2 separate regions of the Homo sapiens genome follow, and region 1 is linked to region 2. Evidence: read pairs that join two places in POLR2A ChIA-PET (ENCODE). Cell type or tissue: OCI-LY7. All regions are shown on one strand. Links, peaks and the distances in the headings refer to the core of each region. The heading gives the core; the rest is flanking DNA. Region 1 has its middle 28 kb from the start of DRAM1-AS1. Region 2 overlaps PARPBP (PARP1 binding protein).

Region 1 (5,383 bases), core at 325-5,324, 200 kb before region 2:
CCTCTTCCCATTACATTCTCCCTGCTATTACTGCCTTAGTTCAGGCCTTCAAAATTATTTGCTTAGACTAGTGTAGTAGCTTGCTACGGTTTCCTTGACTTCAATCTTGGTCCTTTCCAACGTATCTTACACACTGCACATAAACATTTGATCTATCACCCTTTTCAGACCTTTCAGTATCTGCCTGTAATGTCATGATACATTTCAAATTTCTTAGTGTGGCTTATGAGGTTCCTCACAGATCTGGTTCCTTCTAGCCTTCCAGGCTGTTTGCTCGTTTATCTATTGCTCTATTCACATTTATTGTCACTGTGGGTAGTACAATGTTAGGCTCCAGGAATATAATAATAAGATGAGTTTTTGCCCTCAAGATATTTATAGTGCAGTAGAGAAACAGTCAAGGGGATGCTGTAGCAATATGTACCATGGCAAAGCACCACAACCTATGGCTTCACTATTCAGGGTGTTGTTCAGGGACCAGCAGCATGACTATCACTTGGGAGCTCTGTAGAAATGCAGAATCTAAGTCCTAGGGCAGTAGCTCAAATCTCTAATCTCAGCTTTGGGAGGCTGAGGTGGGAGTATCACTTCAGGCCAAGAAATTGAGGACTGCCTGGGCAACACACCAAGACCCCATCTCTCAAAAAAAAAAAAAAAATTAGCTGGTGCGGTGGCACACATCTGTAGTCCTAGTTACTTGAGAGTTAAGGCAGCAGAATGGATGGCTTGAGCCCAGGAGTTTGAGGCTTCAGTGAGCTATGATTGCACCACTGTGCTCCAGCCTGGGCAACAAAGTGAGACGCTGTGTCTGAAGAAAGAAAGAAATGCAGAATCTTAGTGCCCCGAGCCAGACTCAGTAAATGCGAATCTGCATTTTAACAAGATCCCTAGGTGATTGGAATGAATGTCAGCTTTTGAAGTCCTGGTCTATGGGACCACACTAGTTGAAGCACTTGATTCAGATCCCCAGGAGAGGTCATGCCTGGCAAGAGACTTAGAGAAGAAGATGGAGTTTGCTAAATGAAGGCGAGGAGGGAAGAGGCACATGTCCTGGACAAATTGGCATGTGCTTTGGCACACAGGCAAAAGAGGATGTGCTGTTTGGGGGAAGTTACAAGTTGTTCCATATTTTGGGAACAAATTGCTGATGGTGGCCTCACTTAGCTCAGACATGCCATCAATTCAAGGAAAAAGTTTGATCAAATTTGATACCTCCATCTCATATTTGAGCCAATCCTGAAACATAGTGATTAAGAATGAGTACTTTGATTCATAAAGAAAAAGCAGAATAGAAGTTACTAGGGGCTGGGGACAGGGGGAGATGGGGAATTATTGCTTAATGGACAAGAGTTTCTGTTTGGGATGGTGAAAAATTCCTGGAAATGGATAGTTGTACAACATTGTGAATACCATGAAATTGTAAATACTTTAAAATGATTAAAGTGGTACATTTTATGTTATGTATATTTTATCATAATTTTTTTAAAGAATAAGTACTTTGGAATCAAGACCTAATTTTCAAGACCTACCATTTCCTTTCTGTCACGCCTCAGTCAAGTCAGATAACGTCTTGGTGTCTCAGTACCCTTATCTGTAAAGTGGGAATAATGCTAGCACCTGCCTTGTAGGCTTGTCACGAGGATTCCTTGAAGCAATGCCTGTAAAGCACCTGGGAACTTGTTGGTGATCCTTATGCCTGCCCATTGAAGCTTGAAATGCCCAGCCTTAGCAGTTTGCCTGGCACAGCCAGAGCTGTGCATGGCAGATGCTGTTATAGCCCTTCCACCTCCCTCTCGACTGCATACCCTCAACTGTCTTCTCCCTGTACAGCAGCAGTTTTCAACTCTGGCTGCACATGAGAATCACCTGGAGAGTTTTTTTTTAAAACCCTGTTGCCTGGAGCAATTAAATCAGAATTTCAGGAAGTCAGATGGAAGCATTATTATTTCAGGTGATTTCAGTGTGCAGCCAAGGCTGAGAAACACGGTTCTGCTGTAGCGGTTTGCTAACTTTAGTGTGCATCAGAATCACCTGGAGGGTTTGTTAAAACACAGTTTCTGGGACCTGCCCCAGAGTTTTCCATTTAGTGGATACAAAACAACTCACCTGCTTTATTCCACCATCTATGTGGCTGCTCTTTGCTTTTGTTTGCCATCTATATCGTTTTACCCTCTTCCTAATAACCTCTTCCAGACCCATTACTGAAATCTTTGTTGAAAAGATTTGCCAATAGGCATCTTCATGCCAATGGTGTCTATATTCTCAAACCTGTTCCAGCTTTAGACGCAGTTGACTATGTCTCAAAATTCTCCTCCTTTGAATTCAGAGCTGCCACTCTTGGAGTTTTCCTCATTTCTCTTTCCTTCTCCCTCCTCTGCTTGGAACTCGGGACTCCCATGACCATTCTTTAGGTCCCTATTTTATCCCTTAAAAAGAGCACAGTCTTAAGTGTGAGAAAGATGTGGGTTTATGTCTTGTACCTGGGCAATTCAATCAAACTCTGAGCCTCATTTTTCTCACTGGTAAGTCATGGGTGATGATAATAGCACCCCTATAAATAATACATCCCTGACACATAACACTCAACTGTAGCTATTACACTGTTTCACCTTTAAAAACATTGCAAAATCTTGACCTCAGAGAGAATTCCAGGGGTGGTGGGACTAGCCCAAGGGATGCAAAGGGGAGAGCTGGGAATACAGAAAACACAGCGTGGAGGAATGAAGCCAGGATTTACCAAAAGCAAGGAGATAGTCCCAGGAATTTTCCAGGAGACCTAGGCAGACAGGGAAGTGACTAATGGGATCAGATAATAGGAACTGACCAAGAGACTCCCTATGACGGCATTAAAAGGTGGGCCTGACGAACACAGGGAGGGTGTTATTAACGGCACTAGGATGGGCTATGGAATGGCCCCAGAGGAAACCCACAAGGGGATTTCAACCCCATCAGTGTGGAACTCAGTCACTTTGGCAGGAAACAAAGTGAGAAGGAACCTGTTACAGTTTGCACCATCTATTATAGTCGATGCAAAACATGACTGTGGGGTGTTACACAGAGCTCTCATTACAAGATAAGGTCTCTGCGTGTCATTTCCCGTCAATGATGTTATTCAGCAGGATGGCTCACATGTTGAAACTTGAAACTCCTTGGGTGAAAAAAAAAATCCCTCTGCAGGCTATACCAGATGTTGCTTGTTGTAGCTCCTCAGGCCCAAAAAGATGAGTTAATCCTTGAAGGAAATTATTTTGAACTTGCATCAAACTCAGAGGCTTTGATCCAACAGGCCATGGCAATTGAAAACAAGGCTATCAGAAGAGCTGTGGGTGGTAGTCCTGTCTCTGAGAAAGGAACAGGGCCACTGGCTGACGGCTGCATTCCAGAACGCCTCCAGATGCAGAGGGCCTCACTTAGTGTGATGTTGTGAAAATACTGCACTTTAAACACATGTAGTCATAAACAAAGCTTCCTCACCCTTTAAAGACCTCACAGAAGTATCTCTCCAAGACGCTTCTCCTCTCCTGAATGCTCCAGGCCTTGCTGACCTCAGTTACCTTGAAGTTTCTCTTACCCTCATCACCCATGGCACACAGTTTAACACTTATTATTCTCCAAATACATAGTCTCCTTTCTCCAGTTATATGGTGAGTTCCTAGACATCCTAAACCCATAATATTTGATATTCCTCTGTCTCTCTGAATGCCTAGCATTCTAAGAGGAACATAACTTAAAAAGCGTCATGTTCCCCTTTGCATCCCTGAAATCTAGCACAGCACCTGGCATGTAACAGACACTCAATAAGCAAATAGGTGCTTATTAAATGAGTGGAATTGTTGATTGATAGCTAAGTTGAGTTGGCATGAAAAGGTAGATAAGGGAAGTTTTAGCAGGCATCTCTTATATTGTTTACCAAGTACCTCCCTCCTCTCCTTCCAGAAGTTTCCCTTACCCAATCCCATCTTTGTAGCTGCCACAGGAGTTGATGCAACCTGCTTCAGTGAGTTATTTTTTGAGACGTTTTGACTTGGAACCAGAGACAATGTTAAGATAGTGTCTTCCTAGGGACCAGATCTATGTGGATGTACTGGTAAATTTAGGTGCTATTGGCGCCCTTGTTTTTCACTGCACAGAGAAGGCTCATCTCTAGCTGGAGTGAAGAATGAAGCTAATGAAGAGATTAAGTGGAACCACAGAAACAAGAAGAATCAAACAGAACCTTGCTAGTGTTCACGGCAGTCACATTATCTCTTAATACCCTTCCCACTCCTTTTGCCTAAATGAATTAGAATTAGGTCTCTGTCACTTGTAACCACACAAGTCCTAACTACTATAGAAGACTGTCTACTATTATTGCATGGTAGATAATAAAAAAGACGGGATGAATAAAATCTCATGATACCAAGCAATGAAGTCTTGCAAACAGGAATTTTTCAAAACTTCTCATGCTCATTTGTGGCTTTAATAAGCACCTTTTCACCACCCCTCCCAGAGCTGGTGTAGTACCAGATATAGAGGAAGCACACAGCATACCTGATGCTACAGTTTCTGGTAGCTTGGGTCTTCACTTTTCATTTTCAACAACTTTTTTCCTTGTGTGCATTTGTTGAGACGTTCAGATGCCTGGGGCTGCAATACCATCTATGCATAATGAAAAACATTCATAAAGACTTTCTAAAGTACACAAAGGGTGATGGGCTTTCTGAACAGCAGCCATGGACTTACACCAAAATATAGTCTCCATGAGCAAAGGCAGTGGGAAAGAGCCTTTGCACAGTTCCATGGTAGAGAAGATGGTTATAAAGACTGAGTGGTGTTCACATTATCTGAACCTCAAACTCAGGCACATAGCATATGAGGGAACTTATGGAAACAACGGGACAGCTTGTCTGATGTTGGGAAACCATCTTGGCATCGCTGGTTACCATATTTATAGAGCTAATCTTTAGCATCAAGACCTACTCTAGACAGGCTAATTTACTTACTGCCACCCAAGTGGCCCATGTTGGTTTTATCCTTGGCATATGCCACAAGTTCTGAGTGTCAAATATTTCTTCCTCCCTTTATCTGTTTTCCATTCACATCCTACCCATTCTCCAGGTCCAACTTTCTTACCTCCTCCAGAAACCACTGTTCTGTCTAATCTGCCACACCTGGCATTTCGTTATTCATTCTAAGAATGGCAAATACATGTCATATAAGCACGTACCCACTCTCCACACATCCGTGACAGACATCACTAATTGATGGTGGTGCTTTTTCCTTGTGTAGCTGGCAAAACCCTCAGAATTCTTCCCAACACAGCACTGGAGGCAGCCACTAAAGGCTGATTGGAGTTCTGTGAAGCCTAGTTGCTGTCTCTGATCTATCTATTCCCTTATATCGC
Region 2 (5,383 bases), core at 304-5,303:
TGGAAATTAACCAACGGTTCGAAGAAGAAATTAAAAGGAAATTTAAAAAAACCTTAAAAAATATGGAAGTACAACATACCACAACTTATGGGATAGAGCAAAAGCAATTCTAAGAGGAAAGCTTATAGCAATAAACACCTACATTGAAAGAAAAAAAGATCTTTAATAAACTTAACATTACACCAAAAGAAACTAGGAAAAGAACACACTAAGCCCAAACTTAGCAGAAGGAAGAGAATAATAAAGATGAGAGCAGAAATAAATGAAATAGAGACTAAAAAAACAATAGCAAAGATCAATGAAGCTAAGAGTTGGCTTTTTGAAAAGATAAACAAAATCAACAAACCTTTAGGTAAAAGTAAGAAAAAAGAGAAGCCTCAAAAAAAAAAAAAAAGAAATGAAAAAGGATACATTATAACTAATACCACAGAAATAAAACAGGTCATAAAAGACTACTATGAACAATTTGTATGCCAACAAATTGGATAACCTAGAAGAAATGGATAAATTCCTTGACACGTACTATCTACCAAGACTACATCATGAAGAAATAGGAACTCTGAATAGACCAATAAGAAATAAGGACATTGAATCAGTAATAAAAAGTCTTTTATTAAAGAAAAGCCCAGGACCTGATGGCTTTACTGCTGAATTCTACCAAACATTTAAAGAACTAATACCAATCCTTCTCAAACTCTTCCAAAAGCATGCAGAAGGGGGAACACTTTCCAGCTCATTTTATGAAGCCAGTAGGTAAGTATTCTCCTCATAGACTTTCTATTCATATCCTTTTCTTATTTTACTGTTGAGTTGTTTTTGTCTCTTGTTTTTGCTGTGAGACAGGCTCTCACTCTGTCGCCCAGGCTGGAGTGCAGTGGCACAATCATTGTTCACTGCAACCTCGACCTCCCCAGGCTTAGGTGATTTTTACCTCAGCCTCCCAAGTAGCTGGGACTACAGGTACGTACCACCATGCCCAGCTAATTCTTTTATTTTTTTATAGAGACAGGGTTTCTCCATGTTGCCCAGGCTGGTCTTGAACTCCTGGGCCCAAGGGATCTGCCTGCCTCGGTCTCCCAAAGTGCTGGGATTACAGGCATGAACCACTATGTCTGACCTCTTTCTTATTTGGAATATTTCTATATGTATTTTAGATATTCTCTTTGTTATAAATTTTGTTGGTACTGTAAGGGAGGCAAAATTTTACCTCCACCCTTTTAGGGTTTTTGGCTGGGCCTGAGAATTAAATTGACATAAGGCAGATCAACAGGAGAAAATCATACAAATTTAATAGGAGTATTACATGGCACAGGAATATGTATAAGGAAATGAAGACCAAAAGACAAGTTAGAGTTGAACACTTACATACTGAATCGGAGAAAGAGTAGTAAAATGAAAATGTGGGCCGGGCATGGTGGCTCACGCCTGTAATCCCAGCACTTTGGGAGGCCAAGGTGGGTGGATCACTAGGTCAGGAGATCGACACCATTCTGGCTAACACGGTGAAACCCCATCTTTACTAAAAATACAAGAGAATTAGCCGGGTGTGGTGGCAGGCGCCTGTAGTTCCAGCTACTTGGGAGGCTGAGGCAGGAGAATGGTGTGAACCCGGGAGGCAGAGCTTGCAGTGAGATCGCACCACTGCACTCCAGCCTGGGAGACAGAGACTCCGTCTCCAAAAAAAAAAAAAAAAAAAAAAAAATGACAAGGCAAAGGAACTTGGGTGTTTAATTGGATGGAGTAGTGGCCAGGAAATAAAGATTAGTTTAATAAGGTTTGTATAGATTTCCCTGGACCTCAGTTTACACTCCTTGATGATAAGACCGTTACTTGTATAAAGAGGGTATCTTTCACATGGGAATTTTGTCTTCTGTTTTGAAGAAACGGAAGGAAGTTCATAGTGATCATCTTGCACCTGCTGTTTTTCGAGTACTTTTAGCCTAGATTTTCATTTTACCAGGTGGCATAATTTGGGGGTGGAGTGATCTTAATTATTTCAGTATCTTCTAGTTTTACCTACAAGTTTTAGCTTTTCTCCATTTTACCTACTTTCACTGGATGCATTTCCCTTACATTCTTCTACCTGCATTTATGTGAGATACCATTCTACTGAGTCTTAAATCCAGTATGATCATCTTTACCTTGATGTCCCTGTACTGTTTCCACATCATTTTTTTTTGAGATGGAGTCTCTCCCACATCAATTTTTAAAATAGAGCACATTGTTTGCTTTTTCAACTGACCTTCCCGTTCATATTCTTAGTCGTATTGGCATGTGCCATTGTTCACTCAGTAACTTAAGCTAGATACCCTATTTTTATTTTAATTTATTCTTCTTTGGTAGTGTGAGGAAGTAGTACTAAGGTAAATGATGGATTATGAGAATATTGAATAAATAGACTAGCTAAGGGTTAAACCTTGGTGACCATACACTGGAAAATAATGAGAGAGGAATTGAGGCAATTTTTCAGAATCAGTATTGTATAGTGATTGGAGGCTGTTATTCTGGAATCAGACTATATTCAAATCACCTCCTTTCATTTATTTATGACTTACTTTTAAAGAAATAAGTAGATTTTTTCAACAAGCTAAGTGAAATATACCCTGAAAAACATTTAACCCTCATTGTAAGAATTTTCACATACTGAAATATTCAATCCAAGTCAGTTTTTCTTCAGGATTTGTTTACGTAGCAGTCACTCAGTGTCTCTTTCTACTTGCTAATTTTCTACTTGCTAATTCACTTAATTCAGTGTGAAAGTTCAGACTCTGGGTGGGAAAGAAGAGGTGAGTTGCAACTGAGATTTTCACAGTTCTTGTATGTGTGTGCACATGTGTAGTGGTGTGGTAGGTTGCAGTTCAGTTTTATTTCAACTTTCCACATAAGAGTTAGCTTAGGCATCCTCAACTGTGCTCTGACTTCCAAGCAGTATGAAACAACATACCTATATGTCTGCGGGTGCATTCGTGAGTAGCATATAGTAATTAAAAGTAGATAGAGTTGGTTGTATATATCCATGACGTATATTTTTTATCCTGTGTTTGAGCTCTATTTAGATTTCTCTTTTGGTTTTTGTTTTGTTTTGTGTTTTTTTTGTTTGTTTGTTTGTTTTTGAGACAGAGTCTCACTCTGTCACCCAGGCTGGAGTGCAGTGGCACAATCTCCGCTCACTGTAAACTCCGCCTCCTGGGTTCATGCCATTCTCTTGCCTCAGCCTCCTGAGTAGCTGGACTACAGGCACCCACCACCACGCCTAGCTAATTTTTTGTATTTTTAGGAGAGACGGGGTTTCACCATGTTAGCCAGGATGGTCTCGATCTCCTGACTTCGTGATCCACCCGCCTCGGCCTCCCAAAGTGCTAAAATTACAGGCGTGAACCACCACGTAAGTTTTTAATTCTCTGAAGTTTGAGAACATGAGTCTTAAAGTATAATTCTTACAGCTGAATTTGACTACAGTAAAACTTTTGAATACCTAGTAGAGTTGTTAGTCTGTCTAATGGCATATTTGTTTTTTCTCAACTGTTAAAGTGGGAGAAAAGAAAAGACATATTGAAATACTCTTTAAGTTTTAGGTTTTTAGCATGTTTTTTGAGGGGGAAAATTTTTTAGCTTGAATTATATAATGCCTCTCTAGCAGTTATATACTGCTAAAGATTTTTTTTTTTTAATTCTAGGGTATATGTGCACAACGTGCAGGTTTGTTACATATGTACACATGTGCCATGTTGGTGTGCTGCACCCATTAACTCGTCATTTACATTAGGTACATCTCCTAATGCTATCCCTCCCCGCTCCCCCCACCCCACGACAGGCCCCAGTTTGTGATGTTCCCCTTCCTGTGTCCATGTGTTCTCATTGTTCAGTTCCCACCTATGAGTCAGATCATGCAGCGTTTGGTTTTCTGTCCTTGAGATAGTTTGCTCGGAATGATGGTTTCCAGCTTCATCCATGTCCCTACAAAGGACATGAACTCATCCTTTTTTATGGCTGCATAGTATTCCATGGTGTATATGTGCCATATTTTCTTAATCCAGTCTATCATTCTTGGACATTTGGGTTGGTTCCAAGTCTTTGCTATTGTGAATAGTGTCGCAATAAACATACGTGTGCGTGTGTCTTCGTAGCAGTATGATTTATAATCCTTTGGGTATATACCCAGTAATGGGATGGCTGGGTCAAATGGTATTTCTAGTTCTAGATCCCTGAGGAATCACCACACTGACTTCCACAATGAATGAACTAGTTTACAGTCCCACCAACAGTGTAAAAGTGTTCCTATTTCTCCACATCCTCTCCAGCACCTTTTGTTTCCTGACTTTTTAATAATGGCCATTCTAACTGGTGTGAGATGGTATCTCATCGTGGTTTTGATTTGCATTTCTCTGATGGCCAGTGATGATGAGCATTTTTTCTTGTGTCTTTTGGGTGCATAAATATCTTCTTTTGAGAAGTATCTGTTCATATCCTTTGTGCACTTTTTGATGGGGTTGTTTGATTTGTTCTTGTAAATTTTTTTTAAGTTCTTTGTAGATTCTGGAATTAGCCCTTTGTCAGATGGGTAGATTGCAAAAATTTTCTCCCATTCTGTAGGTTGCCTGTTTACTCTGATGGTAGTTTCTTTTGCTGTGCAGAAGCTCTTTAGTTTAGTTAGATCCCATTTATCAATTTTGGCTGGTGTTTTAGTCATGAAGTCCTTGCTCATGCCTATGTCCTGAATGGTATTGCCTAGGTTTTCTTGTAGGGTTTTTATGGTTTTAGGTCTAACATTCAAGTCTTTAATCCATCTTGAATTAATTTTTGTATAAGGTGTAAGGAAGGGATCCAGTTTCAGCTTTCTACATATGGCTAGCCAGTTTTCCCAGCACCATTTATTAAATAGGGAATCTTTTCCCGATTTCTTGTTTTTGTCAGGTTTGTCAAAGATCAGATGGTTGTAGATGTGTGATATTATTTCTGAGGGCTCTGTTCTGTTCCATTGATCTATATCTCTGTTTTGGTACCACTACCATGCTGTTTTGGTTACTGTAGCCTTGTAGTATAGTTTGAAGTCAGGAAGCGTGATGCCTCCAGCTTTGTTCTTCTTGCTTAGGATTGTCTTGGCAATGTGGGCTCTTTTTTGGTTCCATATGAATTTTAAAGTAGTTTTTTCCAATTCTGTGAAGAAAGTCATTGGTAGCTTCATGGGGATGGCATTAAATCTATAAATTACCTTGGACAGTATGGCCATTTTCACCATATTGATTCTTCCTGTCCATGAGCATGGAATGTTCTTCCATTTGTCTGTGTCCTCTTTTATTTCATTGAGCAGTGGTTTGTAGTTCTCCTTGAAGAGGTCCTTCACATCCCTTGTAAGTTGGGTTCCTAGGTATTTTATTCTCTT

The links. ChIA-PET counts read pairs that join two places held together with the same protein. Peaks named below come from ENCODE experiments on the same cell type or tissue, not always from the same donor. Only the 100,000 strongest peaks of a DNase experiment are listed, where the experiment ranks them.
Region 1: POLR2A ChIA-PET joins it to region 2 with 6 read pairs; 4 of 35 experiments call an interaction of 5 or more read pairs at or near these places.

The regions. Positions count from the first base shown.
Region 1 is chr12:101,933,305-101,938,687 of GRCh38, forward strand. It overlaps the pseudogene RPL9P24. Among named protein-coding and RNA genes, the nearest start is that of DRAM1-AS1, 28 kb to the right of the region's middle. RefSeq lists an enhancer at 3,002-3,261. In OCI-LY7, for the core only: no CTCF peak of the experiment used is centred there; a DNase peak (open chromatin) is centred at 3,097; H3K4me3 peaks cover 986 bases; H3K27ac peaks cover 1,079 bases.
Region 2 is chr12:102,133,860-102,139,242 of GRCh38, forward strand. The region is part of intron 2 of PARPBP (PARP1 binding protein); the gene reads left to right. Among named protein-coding and RNA genes, the nearest start is that of PARPBP, 16 kb to the left of the region's middle. In OCI-LY7, for the core only: no CTCF peak of the experiment used is centred there; no DNase peak of the experiment used is centred there.